2 separate regions of the Homo sapiens genome follow, and region 1 is linked to region 2. The links are chromatin loops, found by intact Hi-C in ENCODE. Cell type or tissue: MCF 10A. All regions are shown on one strand. Each heading gives the region's core, and the rest is flanking DNA. Links, peaks and the distances in the headings are about the cores only.

Region 1 (15,342 bases), core at 4,765-12,764, 68 kb before region 2:
TTTTATCAACTTGGATATCTTTAATCCAGTGATTCTGCTTTGATAATAGCTGTATTTTTATGTTGTGAGGACCAAATGAGATAATAGGTGCAATAGTAATAAAACAGCCACAAATCATGAAGCATCAACTAGGTGATGGGTACCATTTTAGTTTATATCATGTTTAATGTTCCCTTTTTCCACATGGGAACTGAAACCCAAATAACCTGAGACCCAATTAACTGAGACAACAGAGACCCAATTAACCCAAATAAAGAGACTTGCCCGACATTTCATAAAACTGAGAGGTGGTATTTATATACTGGTCTGTCTGGGAGTGGCATTGGCATGTTGTTTTGGGAAGTCAGTGACAGATCTGGAAGATAAATTCAACAGGAAAATGTTGTTAGAAGGGACACCCTAAGAGACTGTTTTAATAACTTAGACTGGAGTTAAGAATATTTAAACCAGTAATTCTCATCCTTCAGCATATAACAGAATCACCTGGGAGGGCCTGTTAGGCTACCGACTGCTGGGCCCCGCCCCTAGAGTTTCTGACTAGTTCTTTGTGGGATTCGAGAATTTGCATTTCTAACAAGTTCTCAGGTGGGGCTGTTGCTGCTGCTAGGGTGGAGACTGCACTTTTAGAACCACTCATCTAAACAACGGGCATTGGTTAGGATTGAAAAGCAGAAGCAGGCCTTTATTCAAGGGCTACTTAGGAGTAGCTCAATCTCTTCATCTCCCTGATAGTAGAATAGTGACTAACTGAGCGTTATTTTGCACCAAACGTGCTAAATGCTTTTTGGTTAATCCTCCCAAGAAGCCTATTAGGAAGATATTAATGTTCACTTCATTTTATGGTTAAGGAAATGGATTGTTTAGCTTACTTCCTAGGGTTTACACAGTGGACAAATGAATATCTAACTTCAGAGTCACCAGTGTGCTAGGTTGCGTGCTAGTCAACCCAGTAATTCCTTCCAGATCCAGCTTCCCTTTTTCATTTCCTCAGATACTACTGGGTTTAGTCCTTGATCTTTTACTAGAGTTTCTTAGAAGATCCCTGTCTCCTGCCCTCTTGTCTCTTAATACTGCTAACAGTTTTCATTTTTAAAAAGAAGCCTGATCATGCTACTCATGTATAAAATTCTTCATTTTATTTCCTATTCTGCCCATTTGCCTTCAAAATTATGTCTAATTCTCTTGAATTGGCATATAAGACTTTTTACAATCTGGCTCCACCTGTCAATCATGCCTCCTATCTCTTTCCCTATTTATATTTCATGCTGCAGCTGCACCTACCTGTATTTCTGCAAAGTCCATCCTTTTTCCTCTTCTGATCCTCTTATTAAAATGCCATTCAGGCCAGGCACAGTGGCACACGCCTGTAATCCCAACATTTTGTGAGGCTGAGGTGGGTGGATCTCTTGAGCCAGGAGTTGGAGACCAACCTGGGAAACATGGTGAAACCCTGTCTATACAAAAAATAGAAAAATTAGCCTGGCATGGTGGCATACACCTGTAGTCCCAGCTACCTGGGAGGCTGAGGTGGGAGGATCACCTGCGCCCGGGAGGTCAAGGCTGCAGTGAGCTGTGATGACACCAACTGCGCTCCAGCCCAGATGACAGAGTGAGACCATGTCTCAAAAATAAAACAGAAAAAAATTAGCCAGGCATGGTGGCACGCGCCTGTAATCCCAACTACTCGGGAGGCTTAGGCATGAGAATTGCTTGAATCTAGGAGGCAGTGGTTGCAGTGAGCCGAGATTGCACCACTGCACTCCAGCCTGGGCGACAGAGCCAGGCTCCGTCTAAAAAAAAAGAAAAACAATAAATAAAACAAAGTTGCATTCAATTCCCTGCCTACCCATGCCCAGTTATCTGTGTGATAAAATCATATTGATCTTAAAACAGCTCAGTTGTTACTTTCTCTAGTTATCTTCCCTGTGCTCTTCCCTGTCAAATTGTTAGTAATTCTGTACCAAGTCTTTACTTTGTATGTATGCATTTCCTATATGACTAGATTTACCATTTTGTTTTGCCCCAAGTGTACTCCTTATCAGTAGTGGATCATCATATTCAGATCTGTATTCCTAGCACCTAGCCCCATGCCTGAGCTATAGTAATTGCTCAATAAATGTTTGTGGAGTTGAAAATGAATTCATAGAATCTGGCATCCAGTTGGATATGGATGACTCCAATATTTCAAAGAATGGCAGTTTAGTAGTTTATTTTATTTATTTATTTATTTATTTTTGAGACAGTTTTGCTCTTGTTGCCCAGGCTGGAGTGCAATGGCGCCATCTCGGCTCACTGCAACCTCCGCCTCCCAGGTTCAAGCAATTCTCCTGCCTCAGCCTCCCTAGTAGCTGGGATTACAGGCATGCACCACCACGCCTGGCTAATTTTGTATTTCTAGTAGAGACGGGGTTCCTTCATGTTGGTCAGGCTGGTCTTGAACTCCTGACCTCAGGTGATCTGCCCGCCTCTACCTCCCAAAGTGCTGGGATTACAGGTGTGAGCCACTGCACCTGGCCAGTAGTTTCTATTTTAGTTAACTCTATAGCAAAAGGAAATCATTATAATCTATTGATGTACAAATAACAAAATTGGCAATTTAATCAAATAACTTAGAAATTTAGAAAGGTAGACTTTGGATTTTAAAAATATAGCAGATTATGCCCAGTCACGGTGGCTCACACCTGTAATCCCAGCATTTTGGGAGGCCAAGGTGGGTGGATTCCTTGAGGTCAAGAGTTCAAGACCAGCCTGGCCAAGACAATGAAACCCCGTCTCTACAAAAAAAATACAAAAATTAGCTGGGCGTGGTGGCATACACCTGTAATCCCAGCTACTTGGGAGGCTGATGCACGAGAATCGCTTAAACCTGGGAGGCGGAGGTTGCAGTGAGCCAAGATTGCGCCACTGTACTCCAACCTGGGTGACAGAGACTCTCTCTCTCTCTCTTTCTCTCTCTCTATATATACATATATATGTATATATAGCAGATTATTTTTGTGGAACAGTTTTTAGTCCTAAATTGAAGGAATTAGGATTTTTCATTTCCTTCTGTTGCATAAAATTGTGTATCTGAACAACCAAAATCCTTGAGTTCTTCCTTAGCATGAGTATATTGAACTTGGCTAAGCAAATTTTCACTTTAAAAACGTGAGGTGTTTTATTGTGACTTGTAGTTCTCTCCACTATTCTGTAACTTTTAAGAATTCTTGACTTAATAGGTTGGAACATGAGCGAGTTGCTACACATAATTACTAAACCATTTCCAAAAGCCTATTTTTCATTAAGCATACAATATCATCTGCATATGTAATATTATATAGATGTCTATATGTATATTTCAATATCTTTACATATGAAATAAAAATAATGCTCAAAGGAAAATGGGTGACCGATGGCCGCATATTCAAATACCAGCTAAATAAAATGTCTTCCAGAGTTGTGCAGACCTGGGAAGAGGCTCTATGACAAGGACCATTGAACACCTGTTCAGTTGAGATTACTTTGTAAAGCAATGAGACGTTATTGATGTTTCTGTTGGAAACGATTTATTAGACTAGTAACAAAAGATTAGTACTATAGGCTGGGCGGTGGCTCATGGCTGTAATCCCAGCACTCTGGGAGGCCGAGGAGGACAGATCACTTGGGGTCAGGAATTCAAGACCAGCCTGGCCAACACAGTGAAATCCCATCTATACCAAACAATCCAAAATTAGCGAGGCATAGTGGCGCATGCCTGTGGTCCCAACTACTCAGGAGACTGAGGTGGGAGACTTGCTTGAACCCAGGAGGTAGAGGTTGCAGTGAGCCACTATACTCCAGCCTGGGTGTCAGAGTGAGACCGTCTCAAAAAAAAAAAAAAAATTACTGCTATAAAATTAGAACATTTACATTTTTAAGACCACACTCCTTTAAAGAAAAGAGGGATCAGGCTGGGCGCGGTGGCTTGCGCCTGTAATCTCAGCACTTGGGAGGCTGAGGTAGGTGGATCACTTGAGGTCAGGAGTTCAAGACCAGCCTGGCCAACATGGCAAAACCCTGTCTCTACTAAAAATACAAAAATTAGCTGGGCGTCGTGACATGCGCCTGTAGTTACAGCTACTCAGGAGACTAAGGCAGGAGAATCACTTAGGAGAACGAACTCAGGAGGTGGAGATTGCAGTGAGCCGAAATGGCGCTACTGCCGTCCAGCCTGGGCAACAGAGTGAGAATGAAAGCCAAAGCTAGGCCAGGCATGGTGGCTCACGCCTGTAATCCCAGCACTTTGGGAGGCCAAGGCGGGTGGATCACGAGGTCAGGAGATCGAGACCATCCTGGCTAACACAGTGAAACCCCGTCTCTACTAAAAATACAAAAAATTAGCCGGGCGTGGTGGTGGGCGCCTGTAGTCCCAGCTACTCGGGAGGCTGAGGCAGGAGAATGGCGTGAACCCGGGAGGCGGAGCTTGCAGTGAGCCGAGATCGTGCCACTGCACTCCAGTCTGGGCAACAGTGTGAGACTCCGTCTCAAAAAACAAACAAAAAAAAGCCAAAGCTTAGTTAAGCAGTCATTGAACAAGTTGAAGTTAGAGGAGAAGTGCTTATTAGTGTTTAGTACAGCATTTCCCAAACTGTATATCCTTGGAACATTAGCACTAGCATGCCGTATAATATTGAGAAGCCTGGAGGGGCTGGGTAGACCAGAAATATTCTATGGTTAAATATGTTTTGGATGTACTGCATACTTTTTCCCCAATTTTCTTAGAGAAGTTGGAGTCTATTTGGTCTATTTAAACCCACAGAAGAGTTGGAAGGATAGTAAGTTGATGCCAACATACCCTTCATCTACTGTCAATATTTTGTCACATATTGTTGGCCAGGCTGGTCTTGAACTCCTGACCTTGTGATCTGCCCACCTCAGCCTCCCAAAGTGCTGGGATTACAGGCATGAGCCACTGCGCCCAGCCTCAAAAGTGACTTTCTGTAGGCCCAATCACAAATTCCCAGAAGAGAATCTTTAATTGGCACAGTGTGTTTAAGTGTCCATGCTAGACCAATAAACTATGACAGATATTGATCCACATTGTACAAAGACTATTGTGCACTTTTCCTTTTCAGAGGGGGCTGTTCTTACAGAAGGGAGAATTGTTCATTAGCCAAGGAGATATCTCAAAACCTGCCTTGACTATATTCTTTTTTCAGGTAATAACCCATCTACTCAGTGACCAAAGTCAGAAACATGAAAGCCATTTAGTTCTCCTCCTCCCTCACTGTCAACATGCAATCAGTAAGCCTTTCCCATCCTAAATCTTAAATATCTCTTACATTTATTTCCTGAACTTCATATTCATCATCAGCTCTCTCTCTATATATATTAATAATAGAGATGGACCCTCACTATTTTGACCAGGATGGTCTCGAACTCTTGGCCTCAAGCAATCCTCCTTTCTCAGCCTCCCAAAGTGCTAGGATTACAGGTGTGAGCCACCATGCGTGGCCCATCAGCATATTTTGGACCATCATAATCTCTTACTTAAACTATTACAGTGATCTTCCTGCCTTCAGGCTCCACGCTGCCAAGAGAATTAAAAATTTTGATCAGATTCCTTCACTTCTTGAAATTCTTCAGTAGCTCCATATGCCCTGCCCACTCCTCCCCAACACCTGCCTGGATTTCAGACCGAGTGTTCCAATATCTGTTTTCAATAGCAGTACTTCCTCCATTTCTGTGTATCATTGCTTGGCAAGTATCTACTCATCCTTTAAGAATCAGCCCATGTATCCACATCTGTGTAAACCTGTGGTCTCTGGGCTGAATCAACTATTCCTTCCTTGATGTTTCCAACAAATTTTGTGAATATTTATAAATTCTTAACACTAAATAACATTTCTCTGTTTCTTCCCTTTGCATGTGAGATCTGTAAAAGCAGTGACCTCATCTTATTTATCTTACAGCTAAAAGGACATGTGTTATAATAAGAAGGCTACATTATTTCTGCCAGGGAATAAGAGAGCTAAAAAAATTATACTCCTCGCCTCTGAACCACGTCTTTTTTTTTTTTTTTTTTTGAGACAGTCTTGCTCTGTCGCCCAGGCTGGAGTGCAGTGGTGTGATCTCGGCTCACTACAACCTCCACCTCCCGGCTTCAAGCGATTCTCCTGCCTCAGCCTCCCGAGTAGCTGGGATTACAGGCACCCACTACCATGCCCAGCTAACTCTTTTGTATTTTTAGTAGAGATGGGGTTTCACCATGTTGGTCAGGCTGGTCTTGAACTCCCGACCTCAGGTGATCTGCCCGCCTCAGCCTCCCAAAGTGCTGGGATTACAGGGGTGAGTCACCGCTCCCGGCAGCACTCTATTTATTTATTTATTTATTTATTTATTTATTTATATGATCTTGCTCTGTTGCCTAGGCTGGAGTGCAGTGGCATGCTGATGGCTCATGCAGCCTCGACCTCCTGGGCTCAAGTGATTCTCCCACCTCAGCCTCCCTAGTAGCTGGGACTACAGGCATGCACGACCACGCCTGGCTAATTTTTTTTTTTTTTTGTATTTTATGTAGAGACAGGGTCTTGCCATGTTGCCCAGGCTGGTCTGAAACTCCTAGGCTCAAGTGATCCTCCCACCTTGGCCTCCCAAAGTGTTGGGATTACAGGCAAGAGCGACTGCACCCGGCCAGCACTCCCTTCTTATTATTGCTGCACATTCATCAAAGGCCTAAGCATCTGACTTTGCATTATAGCCAAGAAAGAGAATTTGGAGGTTGGGTCTGATGATAAATAACATATGCAGCTATGGCCCCTGAACTAGGCTGCCTGAAAGTGGTGTTGTGAGTCACTTTTATGGTTTTGGCAAACTGAAATTCTACCATTCAAAATGGCTTCCACCTACTTGTTCATGTGTCTGTTCATGTACATGACACAATTGTTTTCTTTGTTCCCAAAGAAACAGGCAAGGGAAATCAGCTAATTGGCTAACCCTTAAGCAGTAGGGAAGATATGGCAAGGGCTGGTTATGTTGCTACATTGGTTTGTATCACAAGTGGATATAGAGAGTCTGGGGTTAAGGAACAGAAGGTTCCATTTTAATGCCATATTTCGGCCAGGTGCGGTGGCTCACACCTGTAATGCCAGCACTTTGGGAGGCTGAGGCAGGTGGATCACGAGGTCAGCAGTTCAAGACCAACCTGGCCAACCTGGTGAAACCCCATCTCTACTAAAAATACAAAAATTAGCTGGGCGTGGTGGGTGCGCACCTGTAATCCCAGCTACTCGGGAGGCTGAGGCAGAAGAATCGCTTGAACCCAGGAGGCGGAGGTTGCAGTGAGCCGAGACTGTTACTGCACTCCAGCCTAGTGACAGAGCAAGACTCCGACTCCAAAAAAAAAAAAAACACCATATTTCTCCATTATCTTCATTGACAGAGCATCAGAACCAGTTGCCTGCTGACAAAGGCCAAGTTTAATTAGGGTAAAAGAGGTGAGATGCCAAATTTGTGTGTGTGAGAGAGAGAGAGAGAGAAAGAGAGAGAGAGAGAGAGAGAGAGGGAGAGAGAGAATTAGAGATTTCAGGACCAGGCAAAGGAGGCAGCTTGGAAATGAAAATAGAAAGGCAAGTTGGAGTGTTCCAGGGACTTATATGACTCTCCCTTGCACTCTCCAAGTTGGAGAGACTTCCTCACACAGTAACGATATGACCTTAGTAAGCTGCTTAAACTTTATAAGACTTGGTTTCCTCTTTTGTAACATAGAGATAATAATCATATTTACATTATAAAATTGCTGTGAAGACTAAATGAGCTTATTCACATGAAACACCTGTGAGGTGTCTTTCCCTCCCTTTTGTTCTCATCGTCATCCAAATTTCTCTTCTTATGTTGGGCTGCAAGTTGAGCATTTCAAAACATCTTCCCTTCAATGTTATGTCCATTTTTCTCATCATTTGGTGTTAGTGCCTAACTCATCCTGACCATTTTTGATGTAAGGAACCTCCCTCATAGCAGGATTTTTTTTTTTAGCATGCCCATACTTTTTGTTTCTAACAATTTTACATTTTGGAAAACTCATTTTTACTTGCAACTGTGGAAAAATATGTCATCTACAGTGGATCCAGAAACATAGTTATGAATGCTTTTTGCTTTTTTTCTATTATTACCATTATTATTTTTTTCATTAGGTGGTCAGGCACGGTGGCTTACATCTGTAATGCCTGCACTTTGGAGGCCGAGGTGGGTGGATCACTTGAGGTCAGGAGTTTGAGAGCAGTCTGGGCAACATGGTGAAACCCCATCTCTACTAAAAATACAAAAAATCAGCTGGGCTTGGTGGTGCACACTTGTAATCCCAGCTACTCGGGAAGCTGAGGCAGGAGAATTGTTTGAACCCAGGAGGCAGAGGTTGCAGGAAGCTGAGATCGTGCCACTGTACTCCAGCCTGGGTGACAGAGTGACACTTTGTCTCAAAAAAAAAAAAATTAGGTTATTAAGCTTGTCAAGGAATAATTAAATATAGACTATATTCTCTACCCTTTGATATTGTGGAGGAAAAATAATACTGCCACCATCAATATTTTTATTTCATATAAATATTATTATATATAATTTTTAACCTCCTTAATACAACTTTGCTTTCATATTTAAATGAAAATGGGGGGGTGGATTTTTGTCTGAGATTTTAACAATATCTTTTCCTTCCACAGATAACAAGATCTTAATTTCGCTTGTAGTTTATAGCTGTATGAATAGGTAAAAGGGGATTCTTACTCGGATGCAAAACTCAGTAAGTTGACTAATTAATTCATAAGGAATATTTTACTGTTAACATAGACGTGGGCTTATATGGGCCAATTGTTTCTTAATCTGTTTGTTTAATATGTCAGAAATAAGGTTTTGTGGCCGAATTCAAGCAGCCTATCCCCTGTGTCACCAGAATTTCAAGACTTAAATCTCTCTTTAATTATGCTTTTCACTACTGGCTTCAACAAAGCTGAATAATTTTGTGTATGTGCCTCACATACACATGCCCCATATAATAGGTAGACTACATTTCTTAGATAAAATACATACTTAACTCATTGCTCATGATATTTCTTTGAATTCCAGGAACATGACCAAAGACTAATTTTCTAGGTTGTACAGGAAAACAAAAACCACACATACAGGCTAATAATGACTGATCTCAGAGCATATGAATTGAATGACTCTGATTCTCAAACTTTCAGTTGCCTGAATTGAGAGGCCTTTTCTTATTCTTGCATCACTTCATATTAAGCCCTTCTGAAGTTCCTTCCTAACTTGAAGCAGCACCCTCTTTATGGAAAAATACAGTTCTCAATGAAGGTAAGTATGGCAACTATGATCTCTGTTAGAACAGCCCAACAAATGCTCAAAGCTCACGTACAGGAGAGGGCAGGTTTGCCTGACCACACTGGGTGAGCAGCAGAATTAAAAGCCAAGCCTGAACCAGGGGTGGTGACTCATGCCTGCAATCCCAGCACTTTGGGAGGCTGAGACAAGTGGATCCTTTGAGGTCAGGAGTTCAAGACCAGCCTGGGCAACATGAGGAAACTCTGTCTCTACTAAAAATACAAAAATTAGCTGGGCGTTGTGGCAGGTGCCTGTAATCCCAGCTACTCGGGAGGCTGAGGCAGGAGAATCGCTTGAACCCGGGAGGTGGAGGTTGCAGTGAACATAGATTTCGGCACTGATCTCCAGTCTGGGTGACAGAGCCCGATTCCATCTCAAAAAAAAAAAAAAAAAAAAAAAATGTCCAGCCTGAGCCTGCGGGATAACATACTTTTCTTTCTTGCCTACAGAATTTGTATTACATATGATTATTATATTTTTCTCATACAAAGACATTGTTCATAATAAACTGTACCAAATTTTAAAGAGAAATATTCTACATGAGATCATTAAGATCCTGACTATAAACTGTGAATAAGAAACCAGAAAACACCAGTGGCAGTGGCTAACACCTGTAATCCCACCACTTTGGGGGGCCGAGGTGGGCGGATCACCTGAGGTTGAGAGTTCGAGACCAGCCTGACCAACATGGAGAAACCCCGTCTCTACTAAAAATACAAAATTAGCTGGGCATGGTGGTGCATGCTGGTAATCCCAGCTACTTGGGAGGCTGAGGCAGGAGAATCACTTGAACCGGGGAGGCAGAGGATGCAGTGAGCCGAGATTGCGCCATTGCACTCCAGCCTGGGCAACAAGAGTGAAACTCTGTCTCAAAAAAAAAAAAAAAAAAAAAAAGCAGAAAATCTTTGTCATTTTAAAATGGTTTCTGGGTGGTAGTCGCAAATTGCAAAAATACTACAGTTTTACAAGGTGCATTTTATAGCTCCAGAGAGAATTCATCTTTTGTTTGGGGAAGCAATTCAACAGGTCTTTGGGTGATGTAAAGACAGTACTCACAGACTAGTGTGTGGAAATAAGAAGGGGCCAAACCGCTCCGTATATTAAAGATTTTGTTCCTTGGGTACAGAGACAATCAAGTGATTACCTGATTTTCTGCTTGTGGGGAATCCAAAGACATGAAATTGGAATTACTTTATTTTTTTGAGATGGAGTCTTGCTCTGTCGTCCAGGCTGGAGTGCAGTGGCGCAATCTCGGCTCTCTGCAAGCTCCGCCTCTCGGGTTCACGCCATTCTCCTGCCTCAGCCTCGCGAGTAGCTGGGACTACAGGCGCCCGCCACCACGTCTGGCTAATTTTTTTTTTGTATTTTTAGTAGAGACGGGGTTTCACTGTGTTAGCCAGGATGGTCTCGATCTCCTGACCTCGTGATCCGCCCGCCTCGGCCTCCCAAAGTGCTGGGATTACAGGCGTGAGCCACCGCGCCCGGCCGTAATTGGAATTATTTTATCTGGATAATAAAATACAGTGATCTCAGGATGCCAAAAATAAAAACAAACATCAACCAACTTGGTAAAGTTGGGGTACGTATTGGATTCATTTGAGACAGTTTGTTGTTGTTGTTGTTGTTGTTTTTACTATAGGTATTTATTTAAAGGAAAACGTGCAGACTAAATACTTTTCTTTTCTTTTCTTTTTTTTTTTTTTTCTGAGACGGAGTCTCACTCTGTCACCCAGGCTGGAGTGCAGTGGTGCGATCTCGGCTCACTGCAACTTTCGCCTCCCAGGTTCAAGCGATTCTCCTACCTCAGTCTCCCGAGTAGCTGGGATTACAAGTGCCCGCCACCACGCCCAACTAATTTTTGTATTTTTTAAAGTAGAGATAGGGTTTCGCTATGTTGGCCAGGCTGATCTTGAACTCTTGACTTCAGGTGATCCACCCGCCTCGGCCTCCCAAAGTGCTGGGATTACAGGTGTGAGCCACTGCGCCCGGCCTAAATAATTATTAAATTGTGTTTTGGCGTTAACCAACATCTTCATAAAAATACTTTGAGGACAGCTGCATCCATAGATTTCAACTGCATGATTACTTCTTTGCCCATTCTTTTCTCTCTTTTCTCTCCCAAGTAACCGCTTTCAGATACGGTTCAAGGTAGAATTTATCCTGTCATATTTGGTCCACTGTTCTTTAGGCGAGATCTGCTGCCTCATAGTCAGGTCCAGCGCAATCGATGTGAAACATCCTGTTATTATAAAGGTTCACAGGAGGGCTTCTTATGGCTTCTCTTACTTCTTCATCCTTATATATGGTATCATCTGGCATTAACCCCAGTTTATGGAATCCTGCAGCATTATAATACACTTACCAAAAACCATCCAGCCACTGATGCTGCAACAGCCGGCCTGCCAGCCATTTTGACCCTGAGATAGTTTGGAACCCTGGTACAGGATCTACATGCACCTTAGACTGGTACTTCCCCAAGGATTGCGTCACGAGCAACTACCAAATGGATTTTCAGAGTCCAGACTGTTCAATTAATCTCATCCACACACTCCCCTCTTCCCTCAGTTCTCTGTTCTCTTGCAGCCTCTGCCTTCAAAATCTGTCCAATGAGTGGCCCTATGGCCACTGTTCCTTGGGAAATTGTAATTCCAGCTAATGGGGAGGGATTTTTTTTCTTAGTCTCTTCATAAGCATTCAAGGGAAATGCCTCTGGCTTTGCTCAGATGCTGGCTCTCTTCCACTCAGTTCCTGTCAGCTCCTGGAGGAAGAGAAAGCAGCTATACTTTCTGGAGAGAAGATTATGAGGGAGTCGGGTGGGGCAGGTACTCCCTTTGCAATTCAGTTTACTCATCATTGAGAGCAGCAATGATTTCCTACGGACTTCACAGAAAATAAGTACAACTCATACTAACCAAGAAGGGCAATTTTTTTTTTTTTCCTTTTGGGACATTACATCTCAAAGTTAAGAAACAAAACATTAGAAATTGCTGATGGTTTGGCTGTTCCTTTTAAACAACACATCCTGGTCATTGAAGCATTTGCTCTTTCCTAGACCTGTCTTATATTATACCCTGGCCATACATTACTTTTTATTTCTCATGAAAAAAGGGAAACACCATCTCAAATTAGCATTCTTTTCTTTTGTATTCCAAATTTTCTCCTGATGGAAGGCTGTCCTACTGTCAAGAACAATTTTTAAGAGCAAAGCAATCTCAATTTGTATTTATATATATATTTTTAATTTTAGGTGGGGTACAGTGGCTCATGCTTGTAATCCCAGCTCTTTGGGAGGCTGAGGTGGGAGCATCACTTGAGCCCAGGAGTTCAGGACCAGCCTGGGCAACATAGTGAGACCCCATCTCTACAAAAGATACCAAAAAAAAAATAGTCAGATGTGGTGTCACGCATCTGTAGTCTCAGCTACTCAGGAGGGTGAGGCAAGAAGATTGCTTGAGCCTGGAAGGTTGAGGCTGAGGTGAGATGTGATTGTACTACTGCACTCCAGCCTGGGTGACAAAGTAAGATCCTGTTTCTCAAAAATAAAATAAAATAAAATAAAACAAAATATTTATTTAATTGGAGAATTCTGTCTGCCTAAATTCCCCTAACACATTTTCTGCTGGATAGAGGCCAGGAGAAGTAAATGGTAGGCCACTTTGACAGCCCCTAAAACACACACACACACACACACACACACACACACACACTAATATCCCTTACTCCCACTACATTTATTTGTTTTGACATGATATAAAGATAAGGAATATTTGAAAAAAATACTTCAGAGATGTAATGGCTCTTTTTCAAATATGTGCGGGGATTTCACTTCTTTAAGGAAGTATTTCTTGAACCACACCCTCCAAGTGATGTCAACTTCATAATTTGTACTACCATAGCATCATAGCAGTCTCAAAGTACAGATACGTACTTTGATTATAATTGTACCTTAACATTTATTAGTGTAATTACATTTGAATATGGCCTCTCCTCTAGCTTCATTTGATCATGAACTGTTTCTGGCTTGGTCACTATTATATCCCCTGTATCAAATATGCTGCCTGATACACAGTAAGAGCCCAATAATTATTTGTCAAGTGCATATGTAACCACCCAATGGGCTCATCTTGCCCACTGCCTAGATACAGCCAATTTATCAAGACAGGGGAATTGCAATAGAGAGAGTTTAATACACCTAGAGCCAGCTAAACAGAAGACCGGAGTTTTATTATTACTCAAATCAACCTCCCTGAAAACTCAAAAATTCAGAGGCTAGCGCTTCTCAAGCATAATTTAGTGGGCATGGGGCTTTAGAAGAGGGAATACTGATTGGTGAGGATGCAATCATAGGAGTGTAGGAAACGGTCTTTTTCTGAGTCTGCTTCTGGGTGGGGGCCACAGAGGAGCCCCTGGTCTAGGTGGGGCCATCTGGTTGTCAGAAATGCAAAAGTCTGAAAAGACATCTCAAAAGGCCAATCTTAGGTTCTACAGTACTGAAGTTATTTACAGGAGTGACTGGGGAAGTTGCAAATCTTATGACCTCCAGAATAATGGCTGGTAATCATTTAACTGTGCTTACATCTTAGCAGAATTCAGGCCCCTCTCATCCTTGTAATCTGGTGGACTTTCATTGTTTTTTTTTTTTTTTTTTTGAGATGGAGTCTCGCTCTATCACCCAGGCTGGAGTGCAGTGGAGCAATTTTGGCTCACTGCAGCCTCCACCTCCCGGGTTCAAGCGATTCTCCTGCCTCAGTCTCCCGAGTGGCTGGGATTACAGGTGAGTACCACTACGCCCAGCTAATTTTTGTATTTTTTTAGTAGAGACGGGGTTTCACCATGTTGGCCAGGCTGGTCTCAAACTCCTGACCTAGTGATCTGCCTGCCTCAGCCTCCCAAAGTATTGGGATTACAGGCGTGAGCCACCGCACCCGGCCTTTCATTGGTTTTACTAAACTGGTTTAGTTTAGGGAAGGGCTATTATAATTTAAACTATAAACTAAAATTCTCCCCAGATTAGCTTGGCCCATGCCCAGGAATGACCAAGGGCAGTTTGGAGGTTAAGGCAGGGTGGAGTTGGTTAGATCAGATCTCTTTTACTGTCATAATTTCTCACCGTTATGATTTTTGCAAAGGTGGTTTTAGAGAAAGGAATGGGTGGTTCAAGTGGTAGTATTCAGAAAAATGGGCAGAATCACAAGGGAGGCAGATATTCCACCCCCACCCCTCAGCTGTCCATACCCAAATCCCTGGAACCAAGGAACATGTTGCATTACATAGCAAAAGGGACTTTGCAGATCCAGCTAAGGTTATGAACTTTAAGATAGGGAGGTGATCCTGGATTATCCCTGGTGATGGGGATGTGGGGAACATTCAGTTACAGGAGCCCTTAAAGCAGAGAACTTTTTCTTTTTTCTTTCTTCTTCTTCTTCTTCTTCTTTTTTTTTTTTTTTTTTTTTTTTTTTTTGAGATGGAGTCTCACTCTTGTTGCCAGGTTAGAGTTCAATGGCACGATCTCGGCTCACCGCAACCTCCGCCGCCTCCTGGGTTCAAGCAATTCTCCTACCTCAGCCTCCCAAGTAGCTGGAATTACAGGCATGCGCCCCCATGCCTGGCTAATTTTTTTTATATTTTTAGTAGAGACAGGGTTTCTTCATGTTGGGTCAGGCTGGTCTTGAACTCTCGACCTCATGTCATCTGCTTGCCTTGGCCTCCCAAAGTTCTGGGATCACAGGCGTGAGCCACCGCACCTGGCAAAGCAGAGAACTTTTATGGCCGGCCGTGGTGGCTCATGCCTGTGATCCCAACACTTTGGGAGGCTAAGGGTGGCGGATCATGAGGTTGGGAGTTCGAGACCAGACTGGCCAATATGATGAAACCTTGTCTCTCCTAAAAATACAAAAATTAGCCAGGCGTGTTGGCGCACGCCTGTAGTCCCAGCTGTTCAGGAGGCTGAGGCAGAGTAGTTGCTTGAACCTGGGAGGCGGAGGTTGCAGTGAGCCAAGATTA
Region 2 (15,342 bases), core at 4,380-12,379:
GTCCTTAGAGAAGATGCAGCATTTTCTGATGGTCCTGCCCTGAGGAGCTCTTCCTGGGAACAAGTTGAGAAGCTGCATTTGTTCTGAATTCTTCTCTTTGAGAATTCGTGTTATGGCTTTGCATCTATCCCATAAGTGGGTTAGTTGCCATTAACAGACATCTGCAATATCTAGTCCATTTCACCTACTCATTGAAATGTAGTAGGCTTTTGAAAAATATATAATCAGCCTTGTTTTTTAGATGAATCACCTGGCTTTTTTTAAATGCAATGTAAGTTTTCTTTCAAGGATTCTAGTTTGTTCAAGTACTTAGTACTGTCACTTTTAAAACTTGGGGATTTAGAGGTCTCTACTCTTTTACTTATGTAATATTTTTCCTGGAGATCTTTGTATTGCTTTGTTGTAGCATTAGAGATAGCTTTCTTGCTTAGAAAGTTAACTCTACTGGCCGCTTGCAGTGGCTCATGCCTGTAATCCCAGCGCTTTGGGAGGCCAAGGCAGGTAGATCATTTGAGGTCAGGAGTTCGAGACCAGCCTGGCCAACATGATGAAGCCCTGTTTCTACTAAAAAATACAAAAACTTAGACGGGTGTGATGGCAGGCGCCTGTAGTTCCACCTACTTAGGAGGCTGAGGCACGAGAATTGCTTGAAACTGGGAGGTGGGGGTTGCAGTGAGCATAGGGGTGAGACTACTCCGTCTCAAAAAAAAAAAGTTAACTCTGTGAGAGATGATTATAGGAAAAATGTTTATCTTATTAACTGTAGAAATGATCAGAGTAATTTTCTTTTTATATTTTTGTTTTATGCTTTTACAAGTCAGTCATTAAGTCTACTCTAAAATGTCTATTAAATAGATTTTGACTTTTATATTCTGCATCTCAACCTTTTTTGGCATTTGTGCTTTAAATCATCATTATAGCAAGTCCAGCACTGCATGACAAGTGCAAATTTTCTAATTGTGTTTCATTTCAATCCTCTTTTTAGGGATTAGAAAGTTATGTGGCAGATAAAGAATTCCATGCACCTCTAATCATCGATGAGAATGGAGTTCATGAGCTGGTGAAAAATGGTATTTGAACCAGATACCAAGTTTTGTTTGCCACGATAGGAATAGCTTTTATTTTTGATAGACCAACTGTGAACCTACAAGACGTCTTGGACAACTGAAGTTTAAATATCCACAGGGTTTTATTTTGCTTGTTGAACTCTTAGAGCTATTGCAAACTTCCCAAGATCCAGATGACTGAATTTCAGATAGCATTTTTATGATTCCCAACTCATTGAAGGTCTTATTTATATAATTTTTTCCAAGCCAAGGAGACCATTGGCCATCCAGGAAATTTCGTACAGCTGAAATATAGGCAGGATGTTCAACATCAGTTTACTTGCAGCTGGAAGCATTTGTTTTTGAAGTTGTACATAGTAATAATATGTCATTGTACATGTTGAAAGGTTTCTATGGTACTAAAAGTTTGTTTTATTTTATCAAACATTAAGCTTTTTTAAGAAAATAATTGGGCAGTGAAATAAATGTATCTTCTTGTCTCTGGAGTGTCATTTGTACTTGAAGAAATTATTTCATTGAGAAAATATGAAACTTGGGAGAAACTTTAAGATAATGCATAAAAACAAATTGATGCTTCAGTGAGGTTGCAGAGTCATAGAACTTCTTTCAGTGAATATCTAACTTTGGGCTTTATCTTCTTATCACTTTATAATAGTAGCTCTCACCCAAAGATTATTTTGTCCTCCACCCAAAGGGGCATTTGGCAATGTCTGGAGATATTTTTGGTTGTGACAAGTGGGAAAGTGAAGTGGTACCACTGGCATCTAATAGGGATTAGGGATGTCACTAAACATCCTACAATGCACAGGATGGTCTCCTACGACAAAGAGTTATCTGGCCTAAAGTGTCAATGGTGTCAAGGTCGAGAAGCCTTGTTTCAAATTATTCATTTACTCTGTTTTGCCCAAATATTTGGTGGCACTTAGGAATTCAAAAGAATGTAGTTTCTGAATTTTCTCTGGTAGGCTATTCCAGTTTTTTGTTATTGTTGTTGTTATTTTAGAGGATTAAAAAAATAAAAAGACAAAGGTGGTTCTTTAAATATGGGCCATAGATCATTGGTCATTAGTAAGGGTTCTCTGTGTCTAAAATGCTGTTTGCATGAAAAGACTGAGCTTTATAAATGCATCTTAAATAATATTTAAGTATTGACCAAAAGTATAAAAAGGAACATCTGGATAAATGATTCTAAAAATTATATCTAGAAAAGAGATGAATAAATTTCATTTTCCGCTAACAAGTTGTCACAAGATAGGATGTCATTCATGGGGTGGGTCTTTTGTTTAAGGATCACTTTTTTTTTTTTTTGAAGAGCATGTGATGTTCATATCCATCAATCTTACCTATTTTTTTTTTAACTAAGGCCTAAATCATTCATTTAGCATATTTTCTATTTTATTTCAATAACAGCTCAATTTTGCTATTGTTATCTATTCCAGTTTTCAAAAAGATTAGTGAAGTTTGACTTCTCATTGAAATGAGCTCCAAATGGGTTGTAAGAATGGAATTGCAGAGTCTTTAGCTCCTGAATGCCAAAAACTGATACTAATGGTATGATCCGTTTCTTTTTTTCTTGAACCTTGCTATTTCCTCTGCTATTTCCACCTGCTATTTATTCTTCTCCTGTTGTAAGAAAATACTAGTGATGCTAGGAAAAGGGAAGAATGGAAATGGGATTGTGTAGTGGTTTTGTTGGAGAGGAGCGATGGCTGGGGAACATTGGGTAGTTAAGAGCAAACTCTGAGAGCCTCTGAGCCATGAAATGATAAGGTGATAGCATTATGTATTTTTATGAGTTCTTGTTAAATAATTGTTATAATTCAGAAAATACAGAATTGGGTAAAATGTTTATGAAAATAAAAGCTAGAATAATTTGGCAGTAACAGTATAGAATTTATGTGACAGTTGATAGTCATTTTGAGTCTGGCTTGATCGACTGGCTGTGATTTAATAACTTTTTTGATAGTCACAAGTGAACATATAAGCCCAATGGGTATGTTACTTGAATATTTGATTTTTGTTCAATTTCCCTCTTAACCTCTCTAATTTAATCCAGTTTTGATGTCCACAAAGGAATTTTTAGTGACGTCTATTGGAAGATAAAGAAAAATTCAGTTTTCAACTTCTACCTCTTCTATTCCTGGAAGTTTTGGCTTTTATTGGTAATTTTGATTTTATTTCTAATTCCAGCTTACTATTGCTAGCACTTCCTCTTTATTCATCACAGTACAGTCAGATTTCAGTTATCCAGGTAAAAAGAGGCAAGGAAAAAGCATGCATACTCTTAGAAGAGTGACTAAAACACAAATCATTCAGTTAGTTTGGAAATCTGTTTTTCTGTTGGCCAACGTGGACATTTTTGCAATTCATGGTCCTGTTTTGAGCCCTGGTTTAGGAAATACATATTGGGAAGTGATGAATGAATGAGTTAGCCAGTAAGGACTGAGTGCTTGTCACGTGGCCAGCAATATTAGATGGGGTATAAAAAGTATAACACAGAGACTTGTCCTTAAAAAACTTACATTCTGGTTAAAGGGACAAAATTAACCCACGTAACAATGAAAAGATAATTTATTACTAAAATGTAAGGAATTAAGCTCAGTAAGAGTTAAACAAAGGTAATCATAAATTGGAGTTTATCGTGTCCTCATCGAAGGATCTCATTGTATTAGGATTCTCCAGAAAAACAGAACTGATAGGATATTAAAAGTAATGGGAAAAACTGCAATTACTTTTGCACCAGCTGAAATATGTAGATATATAGAAAGACTTATTTTGAGGAATTGGCTTATGATTATGGAGGCTAAGTCCCATGATCTGCCCTCTGCAAGCTGGTGGTGTGGTTCCAGTCCAAACCCGAAGGCCTGAGAACCAGGGGAGCCAATGGTGTAAGTCCTAGTCTGAGTCTGCAGGCTGGAGAACCAGGAGTGCAGATGTCCAAGGGCAGGAGAAGATGGATGTCCCAGCTCAAGCAGAGCCAGTTGACCCTTCCTCTGCCCTTTCATTTTATTCAGGCCCTCAATGTATTGGATTGCCCACACTGATGAAGGCAATCTTCTTTACTCAGTCTCCTGACTCAAATGTTAATATCTTCTAGAAACACCCTCAAAGACATACCTAGGAATAATGTTTTACCAGCTGTCTGGGCATGCCTTAACCCAGTCAAGCTGACACATAAAATTAACTATCACACCCATCATTTTGAGAGTAGAGCTATTTCCTTCTCAAATTGGGGTTAGATGTTTATTTTTATTTATTTTTTTGAGACGGAGTTTCACTCTTGTTGCCCAGGCTGGAGTGCAATGGCATGATCTTGGCTCCCTGCAACCTCTGCTTCCCGGGTTCAAGCAATTCTACTGTCTCAGACTCCCTAGTAGCTGGGATTACAGGCGCCTGCCACCATGCCCAGCTAATTTTTTAGTAGAGACGGGGTTTCACCATGTTGGCCAGGCTGGTTTTGAAATCCTGACCTCAGGTGATCTGCCCGCCTTGGCTTCCCAAAGTGTTGAGATTACAGGCATGAGCCATGGTGCCTGGCCAGATTTAATTACCTCTAAGTGCAAATGTGTATTGTGATTTAGAAGTGGATCATGAAAGGAAGATTTATAATTATTTTGGGGAGGAAAGGGGTCCCTTAACTGCATCAAGTTGCCAGGTGATTCATGCCCAAAATATGGGGTTAATTAGGAAATCTATAACTGATATTTCTAAGTGTGGTCGCCTGAACCAGGTACATCAGCATCACCTGGAAACTTAGAAATACAGATTCTCAGAATAACTACATTATGCATATGGGGGTGCAGCCTAGAAATGTGTGTTTTAACAAGCCATCTGCATGATTTTGGTGTACACTAAGGCTTGAGAATGGTCACTGTAAGAGAATTTGGGGAGGCTGACTGAAAGTTCAGAGATGTTCCTGTGTTGATTTGTTTAAGATAATGGCCTCCAGCTGCATCCGTGTTACTGCAAAGGACATGATTTCATTCTTTTTTATGGCTGCATAGTATTCCATGGTGTATATGTACCACATTTTCTTTATCCAGTCCACCTTTGATGGGCACCTAACTGGATTCCATGTCTTTGCTATTGTGAATAGTGCTGTGATGAACATACAAGTACATGTGTCTTTTTGGGTGAACGATTTATACATTTTTTTAGTTATATGCACAGTAATGGGATTGCTGGACCAAATGCCACATGTTTTCACTTATAAGTGGGAGCTAAACATTGGGTACTCGTGAACATAAAGATAGCAACGATAGAGACTGGGGACTGCTTGAGAGGGGAAAGAAAGGGTTGGAAAACCAATAGTTTTTCACCAGTAGTTGAAAAGCTATGCTTACTACCTGGGTGACAGAATCAATTGTACCCCAAGCCTCAGCATCACACAATATATTCATGTAACAAACCTGCACAGGTACTGCCTGAATCAAGAATAAAAGTTGAAATTATTAAAAAATGTTCAGGGATGGTACTAAAAAGGAAACATAAATTAGGGAGAGAGACTGAGAGGCCAGTGTTTCCAGAGCAATAATAAATTAAGCTAGAAACCAAATAGATAAATCTTATGTGAGCTTTGTTCTTTCAAACACCCGAGGGGGCGGTACTGATCGTGGTAAAAGAATGAAAGATGGGCTGCGTGCGGTGACTCACGCCTGTAATCCTAGCACTTTGGGAGGCCGAGGGGAGCGGATCACGACAGGAGTTCGAGACCAGCCTGACCAACATGGTGAAACTATGTTGGTCTCTACTAAAAAGACAAAAATTAGCCAGGTGTGGTGGCGTGTGCCTGTAATCCCAGCTACTCAGGAGGCTGAGGCAGGAGAATTGCTTGAACCCGGGAGGCGGAGGTTGCAGTGAGCAGAGATCATGCCACTGCACTCCAGCCTGGGCGACTCCGTCTCAAAAAAACAAACAAACAAAAAAACTAGCAAGACATGACCAGGAGAATTGTAATTACTAGAACAATGGTTTCCAACCCTTAGGATCCTCTGAATTACTTGGAGAGATTTTTGAAAAATCTTGCAAGTTTTTGACTTCAATCCTAGAGATTATGATTCTCAGTCTGGTAGAAGGCCAGAGCATCTAATTTATAAAAAGCATTAGATGATTCCAAAAGGCAGCTAGGAGTGAGAATTACTGACTTGGAGGCATAGACTTAGCTTAGAAATCAACAACCAAGGATGAGAGGGAAGAGACTGGATGTGTTCTGGCTTTGAAAGCTTAGACGAGGAGAAGAGTGAAGAACATTTCACTTGAGAACAGTACAAGCAAAAGATGAATACAGGCATTCTGGGGATAATTCCACTTTGCAAATATCTCAGACTGCTAGAAACAACCAGCCTAAATGGGGGTCTTTCTAAATTTTATCCCTGTCTGACTCAACATCTTCTGAAATGGGAATCAGGGTGGTAGGCAGGGAAGAGAAAGAGGAAAGTTAGTGAACAGTTTGGTTTAAAAATATTACAGGCACTTCTTTCGGGCTGAATGAGAAGTAAAAAGTATAATAATGTGTTAAGGCCAGGCGTGATGGCTCACACCTGTAATCCCAGCACTTTGGGAGGCTGAGGCAGGTGGGTCACCTGAGGTCAGGAGTTCAAGACCAGCCTGGGTAACATAGAGAAACCCCATCTCTACTAAAAATACAAATATTAGCCAGGCGTGGTGGCACACGCCTGTAATCCCAGCTACTCGGGAGGCTGAGGCAGGAGAATCATTTGAACCCAGGAGGCAGGGGGTACAGTGAGCTGAGATTGCACCGCTGCACTCCAGCCTGAGCCACAGAGCGACGCTCTGTCTCAAAAAAAAAAAAAAAAAAAAAAGGTGTTAAGGTGATGACGTTATGGGTGGGTTTTTTTCTCTCTATAAATTTTTGGACAATACATTCTTAATTTTATGATTAAAAAGCTTTATCTTTTATAAAGGCTCAAAGGAAAAATTAACCAAAGGTGTTCACATTAGCCACTTTGGTACAGCTGTGAAGGAAATCTGAGGTAAAATTGGCTGTGGTGCAGTTGAGGTGGAGGATGTAAACATACTTTCAGAGAGCGGAATGTGCATTGTTGCAGTATAAGAAAGCGTAGTCTCCATTATGCTATTGTCTTTGGCATTGGGCATTTAATAGAGTCTTCATTTGTGAAATATGATAATGCCTTATGATTCAGAGGAATATACGAAGGAAATATATAGAAATTTAAGGTAATGCAGTTTGAGGTAAAGCTTTTTTTCAAGAGGTTTAATATGAGCCCTCTGATGGAATGTATACATTCAGTATTATGTCTTTAAAGCTGAAAGGTCTAAAAGGCTTGCCAAAAAACTCAGTGAGTCAGTGGTGACAATATGTTTATGTGAACAGTGTTTTCCAAATTATCAACAAAGTTAGGACACCATAAGAACAAAAAGTCTATCCTTGTAGCTTCATGACTCATCTTTTCCACATCAGTTCTTCAATTTCTCTCTCAGTGATTCCACTTCCCAGGAAATGATCCTTCCCACAAATCTCAGATTTTATTCTGGTAGGCAAAGTTTTTTTTTTTCTTCTTACAAAACCATGTGTACAACTCATGTTGTATTTTATAGAGTAAAATATATAACATAATATGGATAAGATTGAAATGAGACAATCGATTTTCTTTTAAAGTTTAAAATATACATTTTATTTTATTTTTTAAAATAAATTCCTCACTTTTTTTTTTTTTTAATTGGAGACAGGTTCTCACCCTGTTGCCCAGGCTGGGGTGCAGTGGCTCAATCATAACTCACTGTAGTCTCAAAATTGTGGGCTCAAGGGATCTTCCTACTTCAGCTTTCCAAGTAGCTAGGACTATAGGCATGCAGCACCATGCCCAGCTAATTTTTTTTTTTTTTTGAGACGGAGTTTCACTCCTGTTGCCCAGGCTGGAGTACAATGGCGTGATCTTGGCTCACCGAAACTTCTGCCTCCCAGGTTCAAGCGATTCTCCTGCCTCAGCCTTCTGAGTATGTAATCCCTCCTGGGATTACAGACATGCACCACCACGCCTGGCTAATTTTGTGTTTTTAGTAGAGACGGGGTTTCTCCATATTGGTCAGGCTGGTCTTGAACTCCTGACCTCAGGTGATCTGCCTGTCTCGGCCTCCCCCCGCTAATTTTTTATTTTAATTTTTGGTAAAGATGGTCTCACTATGTTGCCCAGGCTGGTCTCGAACTCCAGGGCTCAAGAAATCCTTCCACCTTGGCCTCCCAAAGTGCTGGGAATACAGGCATGTGTGACCACATCTGGCTTATTTTATAGACTTCTAAAAGGTCTGAAATGTGATAAAGGAGAGATTAACTGTCACACGAATATAAAGTAAATATTCAGTAAGGATAACTATGGCTAACATATTCTAACACTTAACCATGTGTCAGGCATTGCACTAAGCACTTTACATACATTATCTCATTTAATCCTTATTACTTTCCTATGAAGTGGGAACTTTTATTGTCCAGTACACAGGGAAACTGAGGCATAGAGGTTAAGTAAATTGTTTAAGATTATATACCTCATAAGAAGCAAAGCTGAGAATTGAACCCAGAGTCTAAATCCAGAGGCCCATACTTTTTGTCTACTTAAAATAAATTCAAACATACACAATAGAACAGAGTAATAAGCCTCTATTACTTAGTTTCTAACAATTAATTGTGGTTAGTCTTGGTTCATTTATTTCTCACTTTCCCTCTACACCCCACCCACCCACTGAATTACTTTAAAATCAGTTCAACATCTTGGTTGTAATACTTCATTGTATCAGTGTATATTGGAGTGATAAAATAACCAGTGTATGTGTGTGTTTATATATATGAATATATATATGTATTTAGACCAGGTCTCACTCTGTCACCCAGGCTGGAGTACAGTGGCATGAACATGGCTCACTGCAGCCCCGAACTCCTGGGCTCAAGTGATCCCCCAACCTTAGCTTCCCAAGTAGCTGGTACTACAGGCACATGCCACTGGTCCAGGTAATTTATTTTGTAGAGACGAGGTCTTGCCATGTTGCCCAGGCTGTTCCCAAACTCCTGGGCGCAAGTGATCCTCCCACCTCAGCTTCTCAAAGTGTTGGGATTACAGGCGTGAGCCACAATGCCCACCCCATGATATTTTTAAAACCTTAATAATTAACAATCATGCCTTAATATCATGTAGTATCCAGCCAGTGTTTGAACTTCCCCAAGTGTCTCATAAATATCTTTTTTTTTTTTTTTTCTGAGACAGGGTCTCACTTTGTCGCCCAGGCTGGAGTGCAGTGGCAAGATCTTGGCTTACTGCAGCCTCAACCTCCTGGGCTCAAGTGATTCTCCTGCTTCAGCCCCTCAAGTTGCTGGGACTACAGGTGCACACCACCATGTCGGCTAAATTTTTGTTTTTTTTTGTAGAGAGGGAGTTTCACCATGTAGCCCAGGCTGGTCTTGAACTCCTGAGTTCAAGCTATCCCCCTTCCTTGGCTCCCAAGGTGCTAGGATTACAGGTGTGAGCCTCTGTGCCCAGCCCCCAGTGTCTCATAAATATATATTTTTTATGTTGCATTATTTGAATCAGGCTCTACAGTCAATTTATTGCCTTTGACTAATATGTCTTTTAAATATTCCCTTAAATATTTAAAAATATATGCAGGTCCTCCTTCCTCTTCTTTTTTTTTTTTGTTTGATATTTATTTGTTAGAAAAAACTGGTTACTTTTTCAACATAGATTTGCAGATTTTGGGTTTCATTTCCATGATGTCCTTTAACTTGCTCCTCTAGCCTCCATATTTCCTGAAAATTATAGTTATAGCTGAAGCTTGATGAAATTCAAGGTCAATTTTTTTTTTTTTTTTGGGGGGGGCGGAATCTCACTGTTGCTCAGGCTGGAGTGCAGTGGCATGATCTTGGCTCACTGCAAGCTCTGCCTCTTGGGTTCACGCCATTCTTCTGCCTCAGTCTCCCCAGTAGCTGGGACTATAGGCACCCACCACCATGCCCAGCTAATTTTTTGTATTTTTTAGTAGAGACGGGGTTTCACTGTGTTAGCCAGGATGGTCTTGATCTCCTGACCTCGTGATATGCCCGCTTTGGCCTCCCAAAGTGCTGGGATTACAGGCGTGAGCCACTGTAATCAATTTTGTAAAGTTAAAAATATTTCATAGGCTGGGCACAGTGGCTCACACTAGTAATTCCAGCACTTTGGGAGGCCAAGGGGGGCAGATCACTTGAGGTCAGAAGTTTGAGACCAGCCTAGCCAACATGGTAAAACCCTGTCTCTACTAAAAATATAACAATTAGCCAGGCGTGGTGGTGTAGGCCTGTAGTCCCAGCTACTTGGGAGGCTGAAACAGGGAATCACTTGAACCCAGGAGGCAGAGGTTGCAGTGAGCCGAAATTGCACCACTGCATTCCAGCCTGGGCAACAGAGCAAGACTCTGTCTAATCAAAACAAAACAGAAACAAACCCAAAAAACTTCATAGATAGTGTGCATACTTCATGTTAATCTCATTAGAGGCACATAAATTCAGTTCTTGTTCAGCCTAACAAGATAAAGAGTATCTCTGTGTTCTTATAAAGATATTTTAAAATCAGTCCTCTGAAAATAGATTAATAAAATATTAAAATCACCTAGGGTCACTATGGAATAAAGAAATCCTAATTTAAAGAGGAAATAGTGGCCCTTGATCCAACTATTTAATATGGCCTTAGTAGAATTAGCTGTATTTAGGGCAAGTCAGACTTTATTGTGAAATGTAATAGGTGTCTGCATTCTCTTCATTTTAATCAAAGAAACTTAAATGGCTTCTTTTCTTCCACATGTCCTATCCTTGACAAGATGGGCAATATCACTAAGGGGCCTGGTTTTCTATTATCTGATGCTAGGAAGTATAAACTTGTACTTACTGTTCTTGTTTCTCTTTTATCTGTGTATCTTTGCCATTCTGTTTTCTCAATGAATAGTATGTTCTCTCCCATTCAGGTACCTTAATGGTGTCTATTTTATTTTATTGCTGCATAACACCACATATTTATTTTTTAGTTTCTAAAGATTAGTAATCCAGGAGTGGCTTAGCTGGATAGTTCTGTCTCTGGTTCTCTCATGAGGTTGGAGTCAAGCCATCAGCCAAGGCAGAAGTCATCCAGACTGCACTGGGGCTGAAGACCGTGATGCCAAGCTCACTCACGTGGCCTTTGGTAAAAGGCCTCAGTCCTGTGCCATATGGACCTCTCCATAGGACCTCATGACAAGGAAGCTGGCTTTCCTCAGCACAAGTGACCCAAGCAAGAGAGACAGCAGCAAGATAGAAGCCAGTGTCTTTTATAATTAACCTCAGAAGTGACATAGCATCATGTCTATAATACCATATTGGTCAACTATTGTACAATAAGTGACTACTCAAGGGTATAAATACTGGAAGGCAGAGATTATGGGGACCCATCTTAAAGGCTGGCTTCCACAAACTTAGGTGTAAAATTCTTAACACAATTTTAGCAAATAGAATTCAACAATATATTAGATGGATAATATAACAAAGTGGGGTGTAGCCCAGGAATGCATGGTTGGCTTAACATTTGAAAATTAATAAGGAGAATTCAATATATTAACAGACAAAAAGACAAATTATAGATTTAGGAAATACATTTCTCAAAATCCAACATCCTTTCCTTATAAAATTTTAGTCTCATGACACTAGGGATAGAAGGAATAGATGTGATAAACAAAGGTCATGTTTGCAAACCTACATTTTACTATCACACTTAATGGTAAAAGACTTGTGTATTTCCCCCCCAAAATCAGGAACAAGGCAGTATGTTCTTTTTTGCTACCTCTATTCAATGTTGTATAGAAGTTATACCCAGTAAAATAAGGCAAGAAAAACATATAGGTATCTACATTGGAAAGGAATAAATAAATCTGTCTATTTGAAGATGACATGATTATCTACCTTGAAAATCCTGTGGGATCTGCATGCAAGTTATCAGAGCTAATAAGTTTAACAAGGTTGTGGGATACAAGATCAACATACAAAAATCATTTGTATTTCTATATTCTAGCAACAAATAATTAGACATTAAAATTTAGAAAATCAACATCATTTATAGTAATGTTAAAACATGAAATGCTTATGGGTAAATCTGACTAATATGTGAAGGACCTGTACATTGAAAAGTACAAAATGTTGTTGAGTAAAATTACAGAAGTAGATGAGAAGATTTGGTGTTAAGATGTCAGTTCTCCCCAAAATGATCTATAGATGACAAGGTAGACAAATATATCAATGAGACAGAATAGATAATCGATAAATAGACTAATCTAGAAATAGACAATACATATATTGTCAATTTGAGTCCGGGCGTGGTGGCTCACGCCTATAATCTCAAGATTTTGGGAAGCTGAGGTAGGAGGATCACTTGAAGCCGGGAATTCAAGATCAGCCTGGTCAACATAGTGAGACCCCCCATCTCAGAAAAGAAAAAGAAAGGAAAGAAAGGAAGAAGGAAGGAAGGAAAAGAGGGAGGAAGGGAGGGAAAGGAAGGAAAGGAAGAAATAAGTATATTGTCAATTCATTTTCAACTAAGGTGCAGAGACATTTCAATGGAGAAAAATAGTATTTTCAACAAACGGTGCTGAAACAATTAGATATCCATCTTCAAGAAAGTAAACTTATACATACCTTGCACCAAATATAAAAAGTAATTTGAAATAAAGCATAGACCTAAATGTAAAACCTAAAACTATATAAAACTTCTAGAAGAGGCTGGGCGTGGTGGCTCATGCCTGTAATCCCAGCACTTTGGGAGGCCGAGGGGGGTGGATCACGAGGTCAGGAGATCAAGACCATGCTGGCTAACATGGTTAAACCCTGTCTCTACTAAAAAAATACAAAAATTAGCCTGACGTGGTGGCATGTGCCTGTAGTCCCAGCTACTCGGGAGGCTGAGGCAGGAGAATTGCTTGGACCTGGGAGGCAGAGGTTGCAGTGAGCTGAGATCGTGCCACTGCACTCCAGCCTGGGCTACAGAATGAGACTCTGTCTCAAATAAATAAATTAAAAAAAAAAAAAAATAGAAGATTTGTATAGGTACTTCAATAAAGAAGGTAAGCTGATAGCAAATGAGCACACAAAAAGATGCTAAACGTCATTAGGGAAATGGAAATGCAAACCATGATGATGAGGTACCCTGACACATCTATTAAAATGTGTAGAATTAAAAGGACTGATCATACAAGGCGTTGACCAGGATACAGAACTCTCACAGATTGTTGGTGCCAAGATAAAATGGCATAGCCATGTTGAAAAGAAGTTTGGCAGTCCCTTAAAAGTTAAATATAAATTTGGCAGCCAGGTGCGGTGGTTCACGCCTGTAATCCCAGCACTTTGGGAGGCCGAGGCTGGTGGATTACCTGAGGTCAGGAGTTCGAGACCAGTCTGGCCAACATGGCGAAACCCCATCTTTACTAAAAATACAAAAAAATTAGCCAGGCATGGTGGTGCATGCCTGTAATTCCAGCTACTCGAGAGGCTGAGGCAGGAGAATCACTTGAACCTGGGAAGTGGAGGTTGCAGTGAGCAGAGATTGCGGCACTGCACTCCAGCCTGGGTAAGAGTGAGACTCCATCTTGAAAAAAAAATTTGCATCTTGCCTAGCAATAATATTGGAAGAAAAGCCAGGCACAAAAGAGTATCCATTTCATTATTCCATATATATGATCAAGAATTGGCAAAACTAATCTATGATGGAAAAGGCTAGAAGAGTCAAGTTCTATGGAAGGGGTATCTATTGAGGGAGAACCACAAGGGAGCCTCCTGAGTGCTGGATATATCTGTATTTTTATCAGCTGTGGCAACAGATACATTTCTAAAAATTAGGCTGAACACTTAAAATTTGTTTTTAATGTTATGCCTCAATTAAAAAGAAAAAAGTATATGCATTTTGAAGTTTGAAAATATATTTTAAAATAATTAATTGATTAAAGAGAGAGTTTAAATAACTTATTCAAGACTTCATAACTAGCGGATGGTGAGTGAGGATTAAAATCCAGGTCTGTCTGGCTCTGAGATCCCTGCTTTGAATTATTAGGCTGGTGCAAAAGTAATTGTGGTTTTTGCCATTGAAAGTAATGGCAAAATACTACCATTGTTGCAATTAATACTATGCTATGCTGCTACCCACCACACCTTCTAATCCCAACAACATTCTGAAAAATGCTATACATACCAACCATGGCTTTTGAAAGAGTAAAGGTATAAAATAGTTGGGTTTATAATTTTTAAGCTATCAGAATTGAGGAGCAATGGAAAATAACTATGAATGAAGAGAGAGCAAATATTTTTAGTGAATTTCACAATTAGCAGTTTGGGAAAAGGGCCCATTGGTATGAGACGGCTCAGCCTGTGGTATCCGAGGAGGAAGGGTCAAAAGCACAAAGAGAGAGAGTGCCAGATGGTGATCAGGGCCAGATGGCTGTCGCCAGGGTCATGCTCAAGCTAGTGCGAATTAAGAAGAATCACAATAAGCTTATGCAACACCAGCCCAAAGCCAATTATTGTTCTTGGACTTAGGGTATATTTCCTCTTTATTTATAGGAAAGTGTATGTTTGTATGTGTGTGTTTGTATATGGGGGGGTTGTGTTTGCAGGGGATGGCAAAGAGCAGTTCTGGGAATAATGAATCAACATTTGAAAGTAGAGTTGGGCTATACTTAGGTGAGTGTAATTGTTTCAGTGGAAAAGTTTTTCTCACATTCTTTCCCTTCCCTTTATTATATTCTCGTAACATACTGAAGGGCAGTGCATTTGGCAGGCTGAATTTGGCACTGCTCAGACAGCCTCAGTAGAGCAAAGGGCCTGAGGACACTAAATTCTATCCGGTCCCATTTACAGAGCTGTTGGGCAATGAAATGGTGCTCTTGATAACTTGCTTCCAGGGGGTGAGAAGCAGAAAACCACAACCTACGGTTCCTGTCTTGGGTTGCAGGTGGAAGTTGAGAGCCCTACCCCTGCATAACAAAGTTGTAAGACTAACTGCTTTGCTTATTGGCGTATTCTTAATCAGAGACAAGAATATCCAAATAGTGATCAAATTAAAGGCCCATAGTACTCTTTGGTTAACGTTTATTAGTAGCAAGCTATTTTTGTCTCACTCTTCTATCCTCGTAACCAAATTTGGTTGGGCTTCCAAAAATGATACTCCAGGGTCTTGTTTCTGGAGCTGTCTGGAATCCTCTGGAATGTGGCAGCAGCCCTCAGCCCCACTGCCTGTCCTACCCTAATCTGCCCTGCTGT

Evidence for each region. Hi-C counts contacts between places; a loop is a spot of excess contacts. Peaks named below come from ENCODE experiments on the same cell type or tissue, not always from the same donor. Only the 100,000 strongest peaks of a DNase experiment are listed, where the experiment ranks them.
Region 1: it touches region 2 in a loop (5-fold over the local background); 2 of 110 quality-filtered maps call a loop at or near these places.

What each region holds. Positions count from the first base shown.
Region 1 is chr1:162,529,911-162,545,252 of GRCh38, forward strand. It overlaps the pseudogene UQCRBP2. Among named protein-coding and RNA genes, the nearest start is that of UAP1-DT, 24 kb to the right of the region's middle. In MCF 10A, for the core only: no CTCF peak of the experiment used is centred there; DNase peaks (open chromatin) are centred at 9,401 and 12,071.
Region 2 is chr1:162,598,286-162,613,627 of GRCh38, forward strand. It overlaps UAP1 (UDP-N-acetylglucosamine pyrophosphorylase 1), which reads left to right. Exons shown (of 11, transcript NM_001324116.5): 11 at 986-2,955. The coding sequence ends at 1,078. Among named protein-coding and RNA genes, the nearest start is that of DDR2, 27 kb to the right of the region's middle. In MCF 10A, for the core only: no CTCF peak of the experiment used is centred there; a DNase peak (open chromatin) is centred at 7,436.